Regions from separate parts of the Homo sapiens genome. Here region 2 is linked to region 1. A link is a contact called in ENCODE Hi-C or POLR2A ChIA-PET data. All regions are on one chromosome and are shown on one strand. The core of a region is the stretch at or near the end of the contact, and the rest is flanking DNA. Distances in the headings are between cores, read along the strand shown. Region 1 holds the start of GTF3C5 (general transcription factor IIIC subunit 5). Region 2 holds the start of CAMSAP1 (calmodulin regulated spectrin associated protein 1).

What was found. Hi-C counts contacts between places; a loop is a spot of excess contacts on that map. ChIA-PET counts read pairs that join two places held with the same protein, here RNA polymerase II (POLR2A). Pooled maps may share reads with other maps.
Region 2: a map of sciatic nerve shows a loop between it and region 1 (8-fold over the local background). The contact joins the promoter of CAMSAP1 here to the promoter of GTF3C5 in region 1. A Hi-C loop is called at or near these places in 1 of 168 maps with a recorded cell type or tissue (sciatic nerve) and 5 of 50 pooled maps. POLR2A ChIA-PET finds 5 or more read pairs at or near these places in 2 of 52 experiments (GM10248 and PC-9).

Annotation. Positions count from the first base shown.
Region 1 is chr9:133,028,687-133,033,759 of GRCh38, reverse strand. GTF3C5 (general transcription factor IIIC subunit 5) reads right to left here and starts at 2,763. Exons shown (of 11, transcript NM_012087.4): 1 at 2,596-2,763. The coding sequence starts at 2,748. LOC105376306 (a long non-coding RNA gene) reads left to right here and starts at 3,338. Exons shown (of 2, transcript NR_135119.1): 1 at 3,338-3,610. RefSeq lists enhancers at 2,743-3,002, 2,447-3,098, 3,333-3,582.
Region 2 is chr9:135,905,418-135,910,490 of GRCh38, reverse strand. CAMSAP1 (calmodulin regulated spectrin associated protein 1) reads left to right here and starts at 2,945. Exons shown (of 17, transcript NM_015447.4): 1 at 2,945-3,491. The coding sequence starts at 3,332. It overlaps CAMSAP1-DT (CAMSAP1 divergent transcript), which reads right to left and starts at 2,658. Exons shown (of 2, transcript XR_007061860.1): 1 at 1,572-2,658. RefSeq lists silencers at 2,377-3,056, 3,097-3,206, 3,287-3,356, 3,757-3,806 and an enhancer at 4,453-5,073.

The DNA.
Region 1 (5,073 bases), core at 1,514-4,013:
TGTTACACTTGTGCACACAGTAGACCAGAAGCCCAGACTGTCCCCTTTCCACTTGGATGGTCCTCCAGACGAGTGGGCATGGGCTGTACGGTAGCTCTTTTCCAGGACCCCACAGCCTGGGGTGATAAATCGTGCCGAGCTCTCTCTCTGCTGTTCCCTGAGGTTCAACACCCTGCGGGTCAGCCCCTGAGGGCTATCCAGCTTCTGTCTCCCAGTGCCAATTTTACTTTGTGTCTCTTGTGACAGGGAAAATTTGGCATTCCTTGGGGACCTAACAGGATGCAGTGAGCTTAAGCCCTTCCAAGAGCTTACCCATGAATCTGCCCCTAGTCATTTATCCTGAGCAGATGTATGGTGGCATTGTGGTGGACCGTAACTGGATACTCTGCCAAGTAACTGGAGCGGTACCTGTGCTCTGATCCAATTGGCCATCCCTTTCACTCTGGCATTTCATCAACCAGAAGAAGTAAAAACAAGACACCGTAGAGTAAGAGATGCCCCCCGTGGTTCCTTTGACCCTCGTGTTTATACAGATGCCACTGGAGTTCCCCGAGGGGTACCTGATGAATTTAAGGCTTGTAATCAAATAGCTGCGGGATTTGAGTCTATGTTTTTCTGGTGGTTAACTATAAATAAAAATGTAGATTGGATAAGTTACATCTATTACAACCAGCAACAATTTGTTAATTATACTAGGAATGCTATCAAAGGAACAGCTGAACAACTAGGACCCACCAGTCAAATGGCTTGGGAAAATAGAATAGCATTAGAAATGATACTAGCAGAGAGGGGTGGCGTTTGTGTCATGCTTGGAACCCAATGTTGTACTTTTATCCCAAATAATACTGTTCCTGACGGAACCATAACAAAGGCACTGCAAGGTCTTACTGCTTTATCCAATGAGCTAGCTTAAAATTCTGGGATAAACGATCTCTTCACTGATCTAACGGGAAGATTGTTCGGCAGGTGGAAAGGACTTATGTCCTCGATCCTTATGTCCCTTGCCATTGTAATAAACGTGTTTATTCTCGTAGGATGTTGTATCATACCCTGTGCCTGAGGGTTAATACAAAGACTTACGGAGACAGCTCTCACTAACCTCCAATTTCCCCCCGCCTTATTCAGACAAACTTCTACTTTTAGAAAACCAAGAACAGCAAAGTCGAGACATGCTAAAAAGGTTTGAAGAGAAAGAAGTATGAAAATCAAGAGGGGGAAACTGTTCTATACAGTGAATTCTTCTTCAAAGGTTCAGCTTGTTCAACTCCCTTGTTCTTTGTTCTCCATCTTCAAAGTCTAACTTCCTTGTTCTTTGTGCCTCCTTGCCCTTAGTTACCCGCTCTGTTTAACTGCCCTTCCCGCCGAAACTAGTCTTCCCACCGAAATCGCTCGTCCCGTCACTGTAACCCACACCCCTGTTCTATTTAAAATAGCCAATTGAGATTAGCTTAGATTGTGTGGTCCAACTCCAACCAGCAGGGACAGGACACAAAAACAGGGACTGACTGCCTTAGGGATAAAAACCCATTCCAGGCTGGGCACGGTGGCTCACGCCTATAATCCCAGCACTTTGGGAGGCCAAGACGGGTGGATCACCTGAGCTCAGGAGTTCAAGACCAGCCTATAGGACACAGTAAATTCCACTTCAAAGATTTTAGCCTTTTACCTTCCTTTAAATTCAAGAGGGGGAAAATTAATAAATACAATGAGTTATGAGTTCCATTTCAAAGAACCAATATGTCAGTATGTTCAGCTTCCCTGTTCTTTGTTCTCCATTTTAAAGTTTAACCCCTCGTTCTTTACGCCTCCTTGCCCCTAGTTTCAGTAAACAACCCCTTCCTAGCTTCTATCACCTGCTCTGTCCTTAGTCATCCTGAGTCACCTGCTCTGTAACCATCCTTCCCACCAAAACTACTCACCCCGCCACTCAGGCCTGTGCCCCTGCCCTCTTTGAAATAACCAATCGGAATTAGCTTAGACTGTGCGGTCCAACCCTAGCCAATATGGGAAAGACACAGCAGTAGAGACTAGCTGTGTAAGAGATAGGAACCCCTTCCCCTTCCTTGTCGGTGTGCTCTCGCCATTGCTCCATCCGCAAGATGCACCCTTCTATAGAAGGAAATTTGCCTTGCTGAGAAAACTGTTTGCCAGAGTGCTGATTCTTCTTTGCGGCACCCAAAATTTATTTCCAACAAGCCTGACCAACATGGTGAAACCCCCTCTCTACTAAAAAATACAAATTTAGCCGGGCGTGGTGGCATGCGCCTGTAATCCCAGCTACTCTGGAGGCTGAGGCAGGAGAATCGCTTGAACCCTGGAGGCGGAGGTTGCAGTGAGCCAAAATCGCACCACCGCACACCAGCCTGGGAAACAAGAGCGAAACTCCGCCTGAAAAACCAACAAAAAAACAAAAACAAAAACAAAAATCCTTCCCTTCTTTGTTCTGTTGGCTCTCTTGCAGCGGCCAGAAGAGCGAGCAGCACCCTTCTGCGTAAGTAAATTTGCTAAATTTCCCTTGCTGAGAAATCCTTTGAGTGCTCGTTTTCTTTGCGACTCCGAGCTCTTATTCCAACACCGAGATTCCCAGCCCCTTACCCGGGAGACGCCTTCCTCGCCGCCCAGAGTCGGCAGCATCTTAGCCACATCACGCACCACTCCCGGGTACTCCACGCACACCATGCGTCGCTCCCGCCTCAGCTCCACGGGGACGGCGGCCCCCAGCCCCAAATCGGCCGCCTCCGCCGCCATCCCTGTGCGTCTGGCAGGGCCCGCCAGGGTCCGTCCCACAAAGTACTCCCAAAGGCCTCGCCTCAATTGTTCCGCGAAGGAATCGTTCCGGGCTCCCTCACCGCTCGCGTCATCCTAACTCCCCGGGCTCAGCAAGACGCGAGGGCCTCCAGGGAGCAAATGGCCCATGGGAGGGCCCATGTCTTCGGGAAAACGACCGCCGTGTCCTCGACTTTTTATTTAAAATTAAGCGAGTTAGTCCACCGGGCGGGGCAAGCACCAGTCTCTCCTACTAGCCAGCGAGGGACCCGGAGGATAATAAGACACAAACCTCCCTCGACTTCAGCCAATGAGAATCCGAGGGCCGAGCGAGTTTTTTTTTGAGCCAATGAGAAGTCCGGAGGAAGCTAGGTCCCACCTTCTCCTCCAGCTTCGTACGTTTTAACCAATAAAGAACTAGAGTTAACCACGTCCCAGCCCTCTTCTGGGTATTCCACCCAATGACACCTCGGGGGCGGGCCAGAGGCAGACTTCCGGCCCGCCTGCTTGGTGGGGAAAAGGTCCCGGCTGAGAATTGATTTCCGCATTGGGTCGGCCTGGTATTCTGTCGGTGTTGGCGCTTCTTCTCCCAAGCTCTTGCAGCCCCCTCGGGACTAGGTTTCCAACGGCGCTTGCGGGGGGCCTCGCGGAGGTGGATGTGGAAAAGGCGAGCGCGGGGGAACTGTGCTGTAACCATCGCCCCGCCTCCACAGAAAGCCCCGAAGCGCCGGCTCGGGGCCGAACGCGGGCATCCGGCGTTCGTCTGTTAGGCAGGCAGACATTAAGCGCCTACTGTGTGCTGGGCCCTACTCAAGACCCAGGCGGGGAGAACGGCGTCTGTCCGGTAGGCGCCCAGGGCTGCTGCAAAGCCCCGGAGCGAGGAGTGTGGCCCCTCAAACAGGGAGGAGATGAGGTCCGAGGCCGACCGAGGTCAGAGACCCGCACCCACGAAAAGGGTCCACCCGTCGGGCTGGCTGCTTCCCAGTGCCGTGGAGAGCCCCTGAAGGTTTCTTTTTTTGAGAAGGAATCTCGCTGTGTCGCCCAGGCTAGAATGCAGTGGCGCTTTCTCGGCTCACTGCAACCTCCGCCTCGGGTTCAAGCTATTCTCGTGCCTCAGCCTCCCGAATAGCTGGGATTACAGGCGCCTGCCACCATGCCCGGTTAATTTTTGTATTTTTAGTAGAGACGAGGTTTCACCATGTTGGCCAGGCTGGTCTTGAACTCTTGACCTCAAATGATCCGCCTGCTTCGGCCTCCCCAAGTCCTGGGATTACAGGCGTGAGCCACCGCGCCTGGCCCCTTGAAGGGTTTTATGCGGAGCAGTGATCCCATTCATGCATTTGAAAGACCTCTCTGGCTGTTGTGTGGAGAACAGATCAAAGGGGGAGAAAGTGAGTTCAGATAAACCAGCTCCGAGACTGCATAATCCAGTCAAGAGATGAAGGGACTGGGTTTGAGAATATTGGGAGATGAGAATCATGGCCCAGCACAGTGGCTCACGCCTGTAATCCCAGCACTTTGGGAGGCTGAGGCGGGAGGATCAGTTGAGCCCAGCAGTTGGAGGCCAGCCTGGGCAACAGGGGAAGACCCCATTTCTACCAAAAAATACAAAATTAGCCGGCCATGGTGGTGCATGCCACAGTAGTCCCAACTACTCAAAAGGCTGAGGCAGGAGGATCCTTTGAGCCCTGGAGTTGGAGGCTGCAGTGAGCTATGATCATGCCACTTGCATTACAGCTAGAAATTAGTAAGAGCAAGTGACCCCTTGGGTATGGGTACCCCGTTTCTGAAGTGATTTTTTTTTTTGAAAGACACGATCTCCCTCTGTCACCCAGGCTGGAGTGTAGTGGTGTGATCATGGCTCACTGCAGCCCCGAACTCCTGGGCTCAAGTGATCCTCCTGCCTCAGCCTCCTGAGTAGTTGGGACTACAGGCGTGCACCACCATACCCGACTAATTTTGTATTTGTGTGTGTGTGGCGACGGGGTCTCACTATGTTGCCTAAAGTCATTTCTTTTTGTTGTTTGTTTGTTTTGAGACAGAGCCTCACTCTGTCACCAGGCTGGAATGCAGTAGCACAATCTCGGCTCACTGCAACCTCCGACTCCCTGGTATAAGCGATTCTCCTGCCTCAAACTCCCGGGTAGCTGGGATTATAGGCATGCGCCACCACGCCCAGCTAATTTTTGTATTTTTAGTAGAGATGGGGTTTCACCATGTTGGCCAGGATGGTCTCGATCTCCTGACATCATGATCTGCCCACCTCGGCCTCCCAAAATGCTGAGATTACAGGCGTGAGCCACCGTG
Region 2 (5,073 bases), core at 1,696-4,195, 2.9 Mb before region 1:
ACCAGCCTGGATGATACAGTGAACAGCCATCTTAAAAAAAAAAAAAAAAAAAAAAAGAGGAACACTTCCAACTCATTTTATGAGGCCCAGTAGGACACTGATACCGATACCAAAACCAGACACAGACACCACAAGAAAACTTCAGACCAGTATCTATGATGAATATGGATAAAAAAAATCACTCAACAAAATTGTATTAAACTGAATCCAGGAAGACAGATACTCCATGACCAACTGGAATTTATCTGAACGCAGGGGATAAGTGTCTTTTCAATATCTGAAAGTCAATTAATGTAACACACCACATTACTAGAACAAGGAAAAAAACCCATGATCATCATCTCAATGGATGTGGAAAAATCATTTAACCAAATCTGACACGTTTTCATGATAAACACACTCAACAAACTAGAAATAGAAGATACTTCCTCGGCTGGGCGTGGTAGCTCACGCCTATAATCCCAGCATTTTGGGAGGCCCAGGGGGGTGGATTACTGGAGGTCAGGAGTTCAAGACCAGCCTGGCCAACATGGTAAAACCCCATCTCTACTAAAAATACAAAACTAGCTGGGCGTGGCGGCCTGTGCCTGCAATCCCAGCTACTCAGGAGGCTGAGGCAGGAAAATCGCTTGAACCTGGGAGGCAGAGGTTGCAGTGAGCCAAGATCCAGCCACTGTACTCCAGCCTGGGTGACAGAGTGAGACACTATCTCAAACAAACAAAAAATAGGTTTTATCAGGTTGAGGAAGTACCCTTTTTTTTAATGATTTTTAGACAGTTTCCCTTTTTTAGCTGGGATTACAGGCACCGGCCACCAACCTCAGCTAACTTTTTGTATTTTTAGTAGAGATGGGATTTCTCCATGTTGGCCAGGCTGGTCTCAAACTCTGGACCCCACGTGATCCGCCCGCCTCGACCTCCCAAAGGGTTGGGATTACAGGCGTGAGCCACTGTGCCCAGCCTGATAAAACCTATTTTTTAAGCACCCACAGCTATCATCATACCCAAAGGTGAAAGACTGGATGCCTCCTCCCTGAAATCAGGAGCAAGACAAGGATGTCCACTCTTGCTGCTTCTAGTCAATATTGTACTGGAGCTTCTAGATAGGGCAGCTAGGCAAGGAGAAGAAATAAAAGGCATCCAGATTAGAAAGGAAGAGATAAACTGATCTCTATTCACAAATGACACGCTTTTGTATAAAATCCCAAGGAATCCACTAAAACACTAGAACAACTAATAAATGCCACTAAAAGACAAGAAGAACTAATAAATGGGTTTAGCAAGGTTGCAGGATAAAAGATCAGTACACAAAAAGCCCTTAGAGTCACACTTGACCTTTCCGGGTCACACTCCACATCCCATATAACAGTAGATGGCCTCCTGCCTCCTCCTCAGCCCTTCCTAGTCTGTTCTTCACCCAGGAGTCAGAATGACCCTTTTAAAGGGTTAGTCATATCCTTCCGTGTGCTCAGTCTTCCGAAGGCTGCCCATTTCCTGCAGAGAAGGGGCCACAGTTCTGACTGTGCAGGACCTGTCTGCATCCCTCCATGTCCCCACCTCCCATTTCCTACCAGTCCTTCCAGCTCCTGCGTTCTCGACTTAGTGGCCTCTACTGTGTTTCTTACACTCCAGGCTCTCGTGTCTCAGAGGCTCTGTCTGCCGTGCTCCTTGCTCAAGACAGTACTTCTGCAGATATCCTTACCCTCGACGCCCACGTCCCGCCGGTCTTTGCTCAAATAAGTGCCCTCCTCCTATGGCTTTCCTTGACCGCTCTGCCCTGTCCACCTCGTGTTCTTTTCAGACGGCTGACTCAAGAAAAAATAGACAATCTCAACAGACCTATAACAAGTGAAGAGACTCAATTAGTAACCAAAAAACTATGAATCAAATAAGTCATCAAAAAAGCCCAGGCCCAAATGGCTTCAAGGTTGAATTGAAGCCTGCACGTGGGTTGGTATGTGAATGACGGACTGCCTGGGTCCTCTGGGCACCTGGCATTTCATACATGTTCCGCCTCTGGCACGGGGTGTCTCGACCAGGTACAGACAGGCTGGGAGCCCCGCGCCGGGCGCCCGCTCCCTGGAAGCTCGACCTCTCCCTGCCGTCAAGGCGCCGGTGGGCGGCACGTGGGCCGGCTCTCCCGGGGGCAGTTCTCTATTTCGCTGGTGAGGTTCTCAGACCAAATCCTCGGAATGCAAACTCTCACGGCGTTCCCGTAATTCTCAGCCCAGCGCGGGCCCCGACGCAGGCTCCAGGGGAACGAAGTCAGCGTCCCTTCCGGGGGATGCGCCGGCGGGGCCGCACCTGTTTCTGCCTCAGGGGTCCAAACGCCCACCTTCCCTGCACCGGGACGGGGGTCTGGAGACTGGCACGTCCACCTGGTGCCCGTCTGCTGGGCTGTCGCCTGCCGAGGTCGCCGCCGGCCACACCCACGAGGTCCCCAGGGCGCCGGCGGCGAGACCTCGGCCGGCCAGGGGGCCGGGCTGTGGCTGAGGTGGGACGAGCCAGGGCCGGGGAGGAGACACGGCGCTAAAAGAGGGCAGCTGCGGGCTCGGCAGGATCCCCGCCGCCGACCCACTCCACCCACCCCGCGCCGCCCACTCCCCGCTGCCTACGCCGCGCTCCACACCGCGGGCCTTAGAGCCTGAGGAAAGCAACGGGGCAGGCGCGGACCAGGGCGGGTCCTACTGCGCCTGCGGAAGCGGGCGGGGAGGGGCGGGTCGACGCTCACTGCGCCTGCGGAAAGGGGCGGGGCAGGCACAGGCCTGCGGGTGCCACCTACTGCGCCTGCGGAAAGGGGCGGGGCGGGCGCGGGCTGGCGGGCGGTGCCTACTGCGCCTGCGGAAAGGGGCGGGGCAGGCGCGAGAAGGGAGCGGAGCTGGGGGCGGGGTCGAGGGCGGGGTGGCGGGCGGTGCCTACTGCGCCTGTGCGAGGCCCCGGCGGTGAGCGCGCTCCCGCTCCTTGGCCACCGCCTCAGCCGCTGTCGCCGCCGCCGCCGCTCACCCGGGACCGCGCACGCGCTGCCACCGCCCCCGGCCCGCTCCCGCCCCCGCGCCCGCCCCCGCCCCCGGCCCGCGCCCTCCTGCCGCCGCCTCTTTGGGCCGCGGGCTCGGCACCTCCTCCGCTCGGGCTCAGCGCCCGCAGCATGCAGCAGCCGCGGGGGCGGCGACGGCGGCGGCTGTGAGGTGAGGCGGGGGCCGCGCTCGGGCGCCCCTCCCGGCTGGCCGGCTGCGGGGCCGAGTGGTGGCTCGGGGCGCACCGGGCCCGGCGCGGCGAGGGGCGGCGGCGCCTTTGTTGCGGCCGGGCCGCCGCCTCAGCCCTTTGTCTGCAGATGGTGGACGCGAGCGGCCGCGCCGCCGCCGAGGGCTGGAGGAAGATGGAGGCCCCGCCGGACGGCGCCGCCGACCTCGTGCCCCTGGACCGCTACGACGCGGCGCGCGCCAAGATCGCCGCCAACCTGCAGTGGATCTGCGCCAAGGCCTACGGCCGAGGTGGGCCGGGTGAGGGGCGCGGGGCGGGGGCCAGGGGCGCGGGCCGGGGCCGGGGGACGCGGCCGGGGTCCGGCCGGGTCGGGGTCCGCGCGCCGCGCCTTTGTGCCGCGTCCGCACAGGGTCGGGGCTGGGCCGGCCGCCTCCGAGGTCCTGGCGGCGCCCGGGCAACGCGGAGCGTGGGGACGCGGTCACCTGGCGAGTGGGCGTCCCTGCGGCGGAGGGCGGCGTGGGTCGGGGCTTCCGCTCCTATTTCGGGAGTGCCCCCAGCCTCCCGTTGGCGGCGGCGGCGGCGGGAAGGAGCTGCCCGGTTCTGGGCGCAGGGAGGGACCATGGGGACGCGGGGCCGCCGTCTGAGGCGCCGCTTCCCGGCGCGCCGGGCATCGTCCAGTGCTGGACCTGTGATTCCGAGCCTTGCACTTGTTATGAATTTTGATGCTTACAAGCTGTCAGCTGTTGAATTCCCCAACTAGAAATTGCGTATTCCGCGCATTGTGCTTAATCATAATGATCCCCTTTGGTTAATTCCTGTTTGGAAGAACTAGGTAACCTTGTTACTCAGTCCAGTTTGTTAGGCCCTAATGTGCTTAGTGGATTAAGACGCTTCTGTTTCGTGCCCTGGGAACAGGACAGACCTAGTGATTCTCGTCAGTGGCTGACTTCTTTATTAATTTCAGGTGCTTTGTTTCAGGTACAATTAAAGGTTAATATTTCTGCAATCCTCTTTTCATTTGAAGCATTCTTAAAATATTTGCCTTTATTCTGGTGAAAAATTACCCTTTTTAGAGTAAGACTAAAGGAGACAGCCCTTCCAGAGAAGAGTTCAGTTGACCAGTTTGGAAAACGCTGAGTAGGCGTTGCCCTGTTTGACAGTGGCCTGTGCCCCAGCTAGACTCGAGTTAGTCATAAGGACAAACGCGTTTTGTAAGTTTTAGGGATTAAATAACTCGCCTTATTTCAAACTGGTTTTTGTACTGTGTAAGTAGTAATTGGGAAAGAGTTTTTCCTTTGACAGTTTTCAGTTTTACAGTTCTTGTTTACTGGCTCAGTGGAACCTTAGTTTCTGTGTTGTAATGAGGAAGAAACACTGCTACATCCAAGACTTCACATGAGTTTTTGAGAACGGAATTGGTAAGATGTAGGTATGAAACTTGAGTCAGGTGCAAAGAACAGCCCGAGAGCGGACGCCTGGGTATCTTGCAGTCACTGCCGGCTGCGTGGGCTCACCTGCCTCACACCTTGTGTTAGTCACTGTTTTGCTTTTCTTTGTATTTTGCCGCATGTGCTTACACCACGAACTAGTTTTTACACCTTTGCCAATGATGTCTCTTTCTGAGACTGGCTTTTGTTATTCCCTTATCCCACGTTACGTTCTTAGGTTCTTCTTGACTTCATCTTCACTTTTCCACATTTCCGCTGCTGTGGAGTGTCTCACTGAGGACTGTTCACCGCAGCTGCTCGTGGGCGCTGGCTGGGCTCCCGTAGGTGCTGTGGAGCCCAGTGCATTCTTGGGCATGGCTCCTGGGATCCGAGCACAAAGTTTTACTCCTGCATGTTTTTTAAGATTTTATATGTGGAGAGGGCT